2 separate regions of the Homo sapiens genome follow, and region 2 is linked to region 1. Evidence: chromatin contacts called from ENCODE Hi-C or POLR2A ChIA-PET data. All regions are on one chromosome and are shown on one strand. The core of a region is the stretch at or near the end of the contact, and the rest is flanking DNA. Distances in the headings are between cores, read along the strand shown.

Evidence for each region. A loop is a pair of places that touch in the nucleus more often than their neighbours do. ChIA-PET counts read pairs that join two places held with the same protein, here RNA polymerase II (POLR2A).
Region 2: a map of endothelial cell of hepatic sinusoid shows a loop between it and region 1 (5-fold over the local background). The contact joins two enhancer-like sites. A Hi-C loop is called at or near these places in 1 of 168 maps with a recorded cell type or tissue (endothelial cell of hepatic sinusoid). POLR2A ChIA-PET finds 5 or more read pairs at or near these places in 3 of 52 experiments (HCT116, PC-9 and activated T-cell).

The regions. Positions count from the first base shown.
Region 1 is chr2:61,715,973-61,721,747 of GRCh38, reverse strand. No RefSeq gene overlaps it. Among named protein-coding and RNA genes, the nearest start is that of FAM161A, 140 kb to the left of the region's middle. Within about 2 kb of position 2,652, at least 4 of the 41 ENCODE cell types and tissues checked have a DNase peak (open chromatin) inside an H3K27ac peak, as active enhancers do.
Region 2 is chr2:61,813,737-61,819,511 of GRCh38, reverse strand. It overlaps a transcript of FAM161A not described here. Among named protein-coding and RNA genes, the nearest start is that of FAM161A, 37 kb to the left of the region's middle. Within about 2 kb of position 2,683, at least 2 of the 41 ENCODE cell types and tissues checked have a DNase peak (open chromatin) inside an H3K27ac peak, as active enhancers do.

The DNA.
Region 1 (5,775 bases), core at 1,403-3,902:
AGGTAAGGATTCATGGATCATCACCTTGTAAATGGCAGCTGAAACATGATTGCAAATGACGTTGCCAATTCTGTAGCCAGCCCATACTACTCCCTGGTTCCAAATACCTTGTACTCATCCCCACTGTGTAACAGGAGCCCTGCCTCCACCTGCTGATCAGGGACAATGACCTCTGCCAAGATGGTGACTCCTCTGTTTGTCTCCTGGCTCCTGGACACAAGGACTCCAAAGTATCCATAGGACACTCCAAGGACTCCAAAGGTGACAGCCATATTTGTAGTTCACTGTGTCCCCTGGCAAGAGTGCACTCCCTTACCAGGCCCTTCAGCTGTGCGGAGCCCAGAGTTGCAAGGGTGGAAAGAAAATCCTTCAGTGGGGTTTTCAGAGTGATGATAAGTCGAGGAAAAAAAATATTTTACAAAGTCTTGACTATTGATATTTTAACCAGCTTACCCTTTGGATTTTAAGTGAAAGGCACTATATTACTTAAATACAAAAGGGTAAGCTGGTTAAAATATCAATAGTCATATCAATGACTCACCTAGCATTCATTTTTTCATTCATTTATTATTCATGAATTAATTCCTTTTTGGCCAACTAATACAAATGGAACTTCTATCTCATATCCTAGGTAATGTGAAAGACAATGGGTGGACATGGATGAGTAAGCTTTAATTCCCTACCCTAAAATATCGCATAACCTGGTTTATAATGTTTAGGAGGTTAGGTGTCTTTTTTTTCTTTTCTTTTCTTTTTTTTGAGACAGAGTTTCACTCTGTCGCCCAGTCTGGAGTACAGTGGCCTGATCTCAACTCACTGCAACCTCCACCTCCCGTGTTCAAGTGATTCTCATGCCTCAGCCTCCCAAGTAGTTGGGACTACAGGCGCCCACCACCACACCTGGCTAATTTCTGTACTTTTAATAGTACAGAATAGAGACAGGGTTTCACTATGTTGGCCAGGCTGCTCCCAAACTCCTGACCTCATGATCCACCTCCCTCGGCCTCCCCAAGTGCTGGGATTACAGGTGTCACCCACTGCGCCCAGCCTAGGTTAGGTGTCTTAACTGCATTTTTGACTTATTTTCAACATATGATGGGTTCATCAGGATATGACCCCATCATAAGTCAGGGAGCAACTGAATTAAATTTTCATCATAAAAAACAGAAACATTAAACATTAAAAGGATACAGAAAATAATAATCATTTTTAAGATACTGTCCAAAGATAAGCACTATTCATGTTTTATGTAGAATACTCAGTCTTTCTTCTAACTATAAAAACATGCTTTTGAAACATTTTTAGTAAAATGGATCATATTAAGCATATATTTGTGCTTTCTTTTCATTTATTCATGTTATATCATGAACATACTCCCATGCCATGAAATATAGATTCTCATCATTATTTTCAACTGTTTCATGGTATCCCACTGTATTGCATCCCATGATTTATTCAGTAGTTTCTGTACTGATGGAAACTTATGATATTTCCAAGTGTTCACGACTATAAGCAATGTAATAATGAACATCTTTGTACTTAAGACGTTATACATTGTGTGGTTTATTCCAGATAATAAATTCACAGAAATTGGCTTATATATTTCTAAGATCCTTTGGGTATATCACCAGTTTGTTTTGTTGTTGTTGTTTTGAGACGGAGTCTTGTTGTGTCGCCCAGGCTGGAGTGCAGTGGTGTGATCTTGGCTCACTGCAACCTCCACCTCCTGGGTTCAACCGATTCTCCTGCCTCAGCCTCTCCAGTAGCTGGGAATACAGGCATATGCCACCATGGCCAGCTAATTTTTGTATTTTTAGTAGAAACAGGGTTTCACCATGTTGGCCAGGTGGGTCTTGAACTCCTGACCTCAGGTGATCCACCCTCCTCAGCCTCCCAGAGTGCTGGGATTACAGGAGTGAGCCACCACGCCTGGCCACAAATTTGTTTTTTCAGTATGAGACTATCCCCACCTAGGGTTTGGGTTTCAAAATCCTAATTAAGTTTCTTTATTAAGGCTATTTGGAAGCCAAAGGCAGAGACTCATGACTTTTAGAAAATTGAAATATAGCATATGTAAAGTTCACATGTCAAAAATGAGCTTGATAAAAATTTATAAAATGAACACACACATAAAACCCAGATTAAGAAACAGATCATTACCAAAACCATCTCCTGCCTCCTTCTAGTCCCTACACACCACATCCATTTTCTTCCCAGAAAGCTCCCAGCCAGTGTCTGAGCACAGCCCAGCATGGCACTCCTCTAGGATTTTCTCAGAGCTACACCTCGACCTGAGGCTCTTCCTGCTCAACCCTCCTTCCTTTCTCCTCTGCGTTTACAGGTGTCAGACCTGCACCATGGCCTAGAGACTTTCTCCGACTACTCCCACTCCTTTTCCCTCGTCCTTTACCAGATACTACCCACAACGAATCTCTTGCCCTTCTAACTTTGCCTTGATGTCTGCCTCCCTAAGAACCCATCAGCACAGTTGGTCCTGAAGGCAGTCAGAAACAACAAGCTCTGTTTGGGGACTGGACCGCGTGCTCCCAGCTGGCAAGGAGAACCGCATCCCAAGTGGTATGTGGGCAGGGATAGTCCCAGTCACAAGGGCTATCCCAGTTGCTAAAAATACTATCAGTAGTGACTTGAGAGTGACATCCCAGTGGAGAATACACTGGCTAGTGATAGGATTCAAGCCCTGGAAAGCATGGGGGCCTGGGGGAGGGGAGGCACCTCACACAGGAAAGATGGAGTGAGCTGATTGCTCAAAAGCTGCATTGACATCCTACAGAACAGCAGTCCCCCACCTTTTTGGCACCAGTGACCAGTTTTGTGAAAGACCGTTTCTCCACAGACTGGGGTGGGGTAGGGGAAGGTTTCAGGATGATTCAAGTGCATTACATTTATTGGGCACTTGATTTCTATTATTATTACATTGTAATATATAATGAAATAATTATACAACTCTCCATAATGTAGAATCAGTGGGAGCCCTGAGCTTGTTTTCCTACAACTAGCTGTCCCATCTGGGGTGATGGGAGACAGTGACAGATCATCAGGAGTTAGATTCTCATAAGGACTGTGCAACCTAGATCCCTCACATGCACGGTTCACAATAGGGTTTGCACTACTATGAGTATCTAATGCCGCTGACCTGACAGGAGGCAGAGCTGGCGGTAATAACTCGCCTGCCTTCACCTCCTTCTGTGCAGCCCACGGGTCCGTGGCCCGGGAGTTGGGGATCCCTGCTACAGAGGAAGCATTGCAAACAGAGGGCAGTCAACAAACAGTTATGGCTAAGTGTGAGAAACAGACGGTCTCTTCAGCAGTTTACAGGGTGAAAGAGCTAGCACAACTAAGGAACAAACTCAGGATCTGAGAGTCAGGGTCAAAGTTCCCCAAAATGGCTGAATGTCTTTCTGAGCATTCAGGTCTGTTGTGCCCCGGATGGGAACATCTGGGGCCCTGAAACATAGGATGGGAAAATCTGGGTGGATGCCCTGAAAGATGGTGTATCTGCAGACTCCCCAGTACCCCCAGAATCTGCATAGGTGGCCCACCCCTCCCTGTGCAAAAATACACTGCAGAGGCCTCTTCCCTCCAGGCAACTGGTGTCCCTCTGAGAAGCTGTGCCCACTTTCTCTCCTGGCTGCCAGCTCGATAATTCGGGGTAATCCCAGCATAACTTTACTGGGGACATTTGGGCCTGATAAGGGCACTAGTGTCCCTACCTCAGCTCACACCCGTGGCCCTGGGGAACATCATGACCAACTGACGGAGGAAGAAACTCCTATGCTTCGTGTACTGGTGGGTCAGCTCAATGTACAAATACAAGCTTTGTCATTGGAATGGGGACAATGGGCAGGTGAAGGGGGTGGCCGCAGTGGCAGAGACAGAGGCTACGTGTGGACCCAAAAGCATGGACTTCACTGACCAAATCTGACCTTGCCATTGCTGCCTTTGAATATCCAACCTCGCAGCAACAGAGAGCAACGTTCAGCCCTGACGCAGCTCCATTCCTGGAGGAGACTCACTAGCAATACGTTGACTAATTGGGCCCCTTCTGTCCTGGAGAGGCAGAGTGTCATTCTCAGATAAACAGACACTGATTCGAGTATGGATTTGCTGTCTCTGTCCTCAGAGCTGCAGCCATTACCACTATCCAGGGGTTTATAGAGTGCTTGATCCACAGGCATGGAATCTCATACAATATAGCATCTGACCAGGGGATCCAGGTGCTATAGGCTGAATGTTTGTGTTCTCCTAAATTCCTATGTTGAAACCCCAACCCCCAGGGTGATGGTGTTAGGGGGTATGGTCTTTGGGAGGTGGTTAGATCATGAAGGCAGAGCTCTCATGAATGGGCACAAGGGGTGGCTCATGGCAACCACAGATAGGTGCACTGTTTGCATTTCCCTTCAAGAAAGAACTGAATGATCAGCTGCAAGGAGAGTGGTCAGCTGACAGCCTCCAGTTGCAGCACCTTTGGGACCCGCTGCAGTATTTGAGCTGAGGCCATGCTTTTCCCCACTCCTGCAGTCCCAGCCAATGACTGAGTACGGCAAGCGGCCACTCAGCACCCTCCCTTATGTTTGGGAACTTGTTACCCAAATCCCCAACCGCAACCACGGGATTCCAACAGGAGCAATCATGCTCTTATATGTCCTGATTCCCATGGTCAAAGTTGAACTTGTATAAGGATGAATGCCCAGGCTGGGCCACTCATAGTCCTTCCCCTGGCTGTTGTTGTTGTTGTTGTTGTTGTTGTTGTTTAAACTATAGTCGAGAAGAACATCTCTCTAGTGCAGGAAGTTGCAAGAGATAGCCTTGGTAGTTGTTGGTTTCTGGCCATATGAGGACTCCCATCTGCAGTGAATGAGAAAGAAACCAACACACACAGATGCACAGAGAGGAGACAGAAAGTGCCTGTAGTGGCTGGGCATGGTGGTTCACGCCTGTAATCCCAGTATTTTGGGAGGCCAAGGCAGGCGGATCACCTAAGGTTGGGAGTTCGAGACCAGCCTGACCAACATGGAGAAACCCTGTCTCTACTAAAAATACAAAATTAGCTGGGCATGGTGGCGGGCGCCTGTAATCTCAGCTACTTGGGAGGCTGAGGCAGGAGAATCACTTGAACCTGAGGGGTGGAGGTTGCGATAAGCCCAGGTGGCACCATTGCACTCCAGCCTGGGCAACAAGAGCAAAACTCTGTCTCAAAAAAAAAAAGTGCCTGCAGTATCAGAGCTCTAAGGTCCAGCTGTACCCAGCTCTCCTGGGTTTGATTTTTCTAATCTTTTCTAATATTGGGTAAGAAGTCCGGTATGTTTCCAATAAACATTTTAATTGGAATCAGCTGTCTATCACGTGTGACCAAATAAGTTCTGACACACATTTAGAAGTATCCTACACCTATTTTATATTGATAGTTAATATAGAGTGAGTTGATGGTTTATTATGTTCTAAATAATGGGCTAAGCACTTTACATATATGAATTCATTTAGTCCTCCAAGCAACAATATGAGTCTCTTCTCTCTCTGTTATTTCTCCCAATTTACATATAAAGAGACTGAGGCTAATTTGCTCTAGAATCAAGGCTACTACATAAGGTATTTTAGCACATGACCTTATAATGTGGGCTTCAGAAAGCAGAAACTTTGGAAAGTGCCATCTTCAGTGTTTTAGTTTCTCACCCGGTGATGACATCTCTGTTTTGCAGCATGAGCAAGACAGGTTTGCAGCTGCAGGCATCCTGCAACCTCTGCTGAGGGTTGAAG
Region 2 (5,775 bases), core at 1,434-3,933, 98 kb before region 1:
CTTTCTACCAGACTTGAATGAGATTTTGTTGTATTGGCTTTTTTGTTTTGAGACAGAGTCTCACTCTGTCACCCAGGCTGGAGTGTAGCAGCGGGATCATGGCTCACTGTAACCTCTGCCTCCTGGGCTCAGTGATCCTCCTTCCTCAGCCTCCTGAGTAGCTGGGACTACAGGCATGCGCCACCACCATGCCCGGCTAATTTTTGTACTTTTTGCAGAGACAGGTTTTGCCATGTTGCCCAGGCTGGTCTTGAACTCCAGGAATCAAGTGATCCACCCATTTGATCAGCTCCCCAAATTGGTGGGTGCATTTAGTTTTGATAGCTCTTTAGTCTCTTTTTGTCTAGACAGCTCTCTGCCTTTTTTGTCTTTCATTTCATTGTTACTTTGTAAGAGTCCAGGCCAGTCATCTGTAGCCTGGCATGTAATTTAGATTTCTCTAATTGTTTGCTTAATTGGATTCTGGTTAAACATTGTGGGCATGAATACTACCTAACTAATTTGTGTACTTTGTATGACATTAAGTGGGGAGGCACAGAATGTCACTTTGTTGCATTATTATTGACACTAAATTTGATCACTTGGTTAAAGGGCTATCCATCAGTTCTCTCCATTGTAAAGGCACTGTATCCCTTGATGCTTAAGTAACCGGGTAGTGTCAGGGGGATACTTGACACGGTGTGAACATCCTGTTCCCCAACACATTTTACCTAACAGTTTTAGTATTCCTTGATGGTCTTCACCTGAATAAGTTATTATGCTGGGGGTTGCAAAATGGTCATTTTCTAATTCTATTATGTGTTCTATATTAGCTGATAGTCTCTGTAAAGAAGAGCTTCCCAGTCTCTTTTATGTGAGGTATCATCATGATGCACAAATTCTTCATTTATTCAATGTGTTATAATGTGTTACCATCATTAAAATTTTTAAATTATGCTCAAATTGTCCTAAATTTGGCCAGTGGGAGCCCCTACAAGCTGGTTTGTGTGTTTTATTTACATCTTTCCCTCAGTCTTTGTGCACTTTCTTACTTTCTGGAACAAGAAGAAATCCAAGGATCATCTTGTACTTTCTCTGACCCAGCCCTGGCATTGGCCATTTATTTGACAGACCCTGAAGCCTTTTAATGGAAAATGGTCTTCAGAAATTAGGATCCAGCCAGGGACGGTGGCTCACACCTGTAATCCCAACACTTTGGGAGACCGAGGCGGGTGGATCACTTGAGGCCAGGAGTTTGAGACCAGCCTGGCCAACAAGGTGAGATCCCATCTCTACTGAAAATACAAAAATTAGCCGGGCGTGGTGGTGGGCACCTGTAATCCCAGCTACTCAGGAGGCTGAGGCAGGAGAATTGCTTGAACCCAGGAGGCAGAGGCAATGAGCCAAGATTGCACCACTGCACTCCAGCCTGGGCAACAGAGACTCCAACTCAAAAAAAAAAAAAAAAGGATCTGAATGTTAGGTATACTCATTGTTACTAGGTGTCATTGTTTCTAGGTCTGGGAAACATATATGCTTCTTGTTTTGGTTTGGTTTTGGTTTTGTTGTTTGTTCCAGACAGGGTCTTGCTTTGTCACCCAGGCTGGAGTGCAGTGTAGAATCACTGCAGTCTCAACCTCCTAGGTTCAAGCGATCCTCCCACCTCAGCCTTCTGAGTAGCTGGGACCACTCCTGCAAGCCACCGCACCTGCTAATTTTTAATTTTTTTGTAGAGACAGGGTCTCACTATGTTGCCCAGGCTGGTCTTGGTCTCCTGAACTCAAACCATCCTCCTGCCTTGGCCTCCCAAAGTGTTGGGATTACAGGCATGAGCCACCGCACCTGGCCTATGTTTCTTTGTTTTTGAAAATGTTGGTTTAACACTTTGTGATGAAGCAACTTGAAGGATTTGTCCTAAGCTGAGTGTATCTCAATGCTGGGCTTGAATGTCTGTCATGCGAAAAAGAGACTCCACCAGGCTCTGTGCTCAGGATCCAGTATTCACATATGGTGAGGTTTGTTTTTCATTACAGTGAATGTAAATCCTTATTTCAATAATCTTCTTGATAATTTTGAATTTGTTGGCTTAGTCCAAAGTAAGAATTGGTTAGATCACCATTGTTTTTCCTCCTAATATGGCTGATTAAGAGCTTGTACCAGGTACAGAGAAGCATTCTTGCATTTTCTTGTTTCCTTGTGCTGTGTTAATAGTATTATCTTCAGTCTGAGGTTTCTCTGCAGGATTTTCTTTTAAAGCCGCTTGTCTGTTTTGTGAGGACTGGTTTTGGAAAGCTGCTAATATGATCTGTGAAGCGACTCACAGGGCACACACAACCTGAGGGGCATGGCCAAATTCCATGCGAAGAAAGCGAAGGGCCCTGTCCCCGCGTGGCACTTGACCGTCTGCCATCTGACCGAGAATGGATCATGTGAGCAGCCAGTGACAAACCACATATTAAATCTTGGTAAAGCTTTATTTCTTTTTTAGATAAAGTTAGTATAAATGTTCTACCTATTTCAGTTTCGAATTGCAGTTTCTTTCTGCAGCAAATGGAGCATATTTCTCCCCTCCCACTCCGGGTGTGTGACTCCACTTGGAAAATGCCTGCTTGGGGCCCCTGCAACTGACTCCCAGCTGCTTTCCCTGCTTCCTCTCTGGCCGATGCAGCCAGTGTGGCTAGAGTGAAGAGTGACTGCAGGAATGTGATTGCCGAGGCAAGTAGGGCAGAGAATGAAGGGTCATTTGCTCCAAGTTAAAGTACACACAGGCCAGGGCCGTGGCTCACACCTGTAATCCTAGCACTTTGGGAGGCCGAAGTGGGAAGATCATGTCCAGGAGTTCGAGACCAGCCTGGGCAACATAGCAAGACCCCCCCGCCCCGCCGTCTCTACAAAAAATACAAAAATTAGCCACATCTAGTGGTGTGTGTCTGTGGTCCCAGCTACTCAGGAGACTGAGGCGGAGGATTGCTTGAGTCCAGGAGGTCAAGGCTGCAGTGGGCAGAGATTGCACCACCACACTCCAGCCTGGGCGACAGAGCAAGACCCTGTCTCAATTAAACAAACAAACAAACAAAAAACCCTCAGTTTACAGTAGGGCAGGGTAGAGAGAGAATAAATCCTAACTCCCCAAACCACCATTTCCCCCAGTGTCAAGATGATACTTGTAGATTTGGGCAAGGGTTGAAGGGATGCTTTTGTTGTCAGTCAAGGTCAGAGAGCTAATGTGACCCAGGCAGTGGGAGGGTGAATGTAAGGTAATAAATAAAGTGAAAAAAGTGTGTTCACAGGAGTAAGACTTCTATGCATAGCTCAGATGTGGAGTTTCAGAACAAATGCATCCTCAGTATGGAGGTGTGTTTGAGTTTATGCTATGGGAGAAAGCCAACGTCAATGGAGGTCTCACTGCCACCCAAAGATCCAAGCTTACCTCCTCTCAGGGAGTGGGGATTGTGGGGAAAGCAAGCAAGACTTGAGCTTAGGAAGCCTCTCTGCAGAGCCAGCAGTAACTGGTTTAGGGCTCAAGAAAAGACATTGATTTTCCATAGAAGCCTAAGGATGAAAAATTTGCAAGACACAGAAAAAAGGGATAGGCTTTCAATTATTTTTGTTGGGAGGATTGGTTTGCTTTGGGTAAAAGGAGGTAGACAGTGGACAAGGAGGGACAAAACATAGGGAGAGAGGCCAGGTGTGGTGGCTCACGCCTGTAATCCCAGCACTTTGGGAGGCTGAGGTGCGGGGATCACTTGAGGTCAGGAATTCAAGACCAGCCTGGCCAACCTGGTGAAACCCAGTCTCTACTAAAAATACAAAAACTATCTGGGCATGGTAGCACATGCCTGTAATCCCAGTTATTTGGGAAGCTGAGGCAGGAGAATCGCTTTAACCTGGGAGGCGAAGGTTGCAGTGAGCTGAGACCGCGCCACTGCACTCCAGCCTGGGTGACAGAACGAGACTCCATCTCAAAAAAAAAAAAAAAAAAAAAAAAAAAAAAAAAGACACATCTTTCAGGGTGGACACAGAGGATTTTTCTAGTAAACAGCAGACACTTTGCTCAGGTTGGAGAGGCTTCTGACCCTTTGTACGCACTTTCCTGGGGCAACACAGTTGGCCATCAGGACATTAGTCACGAGTTGTCCCCTCCCTTGAGGCGGATTCAACGAACAGGTTCTTTCCTGCTCTCCAAGCACGCCATCATACAGCATACTGGCATGGCATTTGGACAAAGGTTTTCTACCTAACTTTGTAATTATATGGAATATCTCTGAGAAAGATCCTCCCAGATAATGGTGTGACTTACTAGAGAACAGTAATTTATAACTGTAATTTGTTAATCCCATGAGTATCCCTAGAGGAGGAAAAATCTTGATTGTATGGAAGCTGTGTGGACTTAAGGTCTATATAAAAGAATTGACCCAAGGTTGCTCCTAGTCATCTGATGGGAACAACTCCTTCTTTGTGGACCCCTAGGCATCAAGGAATAGCTGCACACCCACAGATAGTGACTGATTTGGATAAACGGAGCTGATCACTCACTCTTCAGAGTGATAGAGACTGTCAGCTGAAAAATCACGAGAAATTCCGGCATCTCTAACCTCACTCTGAGAGTGGCAGCCCTGGAAAGGATAACTGTATTTCTTAAGAAGGGGATTTAGCCTCTGGCTGAAAAACTAAAAGCAAACTCTTTGAAGGAGAAGAGGTTGGCAAGGGATTTATACAGAAGTTGGCCAAGTATACGCACTCAACAGGTTGTAGGAGGAGCTGTGAATATTCATGAAGGGGGTCCTGATCATGCATATTGAACAAACATGCATTTATTTCTTCCTGTCTTGCCCTGCTGCCCAGGCTGGAGTGCAGTGGTGCAATCATGGCTCACTGCAGCCTCAACCTCCTAGGCTCAAGCGATCCTCTCACCTCAACCTCCCAAGTAGCTGGGATTACAGCTGCACATCATCAAGTCTGGCTAATTTTTGTATTTTTTGTAGAGACGGAGTTTTGTCACGTTGCCCTAGCTTGTCTGAAACTCCTCTCGAGCAGAGGAAAGGAAGAGAAGCAGAGATACAGATTACAATTGTGCTAACAGTTGTCTGAGCATAACTGTATTAACAGTATTTCCACTACTGCATTTCAACTCATGTTACAGCAAGCATTTCAGTGATATGACAATATCTTTGATCAAGGCATTCTGTAGTTCAGGAGTGAGCAGAAAGCAGTTAAAAGATCTAACAAAACTAATAAGAAGCAAAAAAGTTCAAAGAGCAAACTGTCAGGAACCTAGGAACTCAGAGAAAATGGGGATAAGTTCTGGATGAACAGAATTTACATACAGAATTCCAATCCATTTCTGAGGCAATAATTTTCTCACTGGTAGGTGACACTCCAGCCACCCACAAACCTCATGCTCCTTGTCTCAGTGGAGCTCCCCTTTGCCCCCTGACTGAGTCTGAGGGGCTTCTGCATGTTCCCTCCCATTGCTGCCTCCAGGATGCATCTTTCTGGCATCTCTAACCTCACTCTGAGAGTGGCAGCCCTGACTGCCTGGCACCTCATACACACTGCTAGCTCAGAACTCCTCAGGGTTCGGTCATAATTGTTGTGATGTTGTATCCCTGAAGGCCAGATTTTATCTTTCAACTTTCTATCCCCAGGCCTGGCCCAGAGCCTAGTATATAGGATGGGCTTAATCCATGTTTTTGAGTGAACGACCAATACATAAATCCATAATAATCAAGCACACTGTTTCAGCAAACAGCTCAACAATATAGCTATCAGAGCGACTTTTTTCTTTTCTTTTTT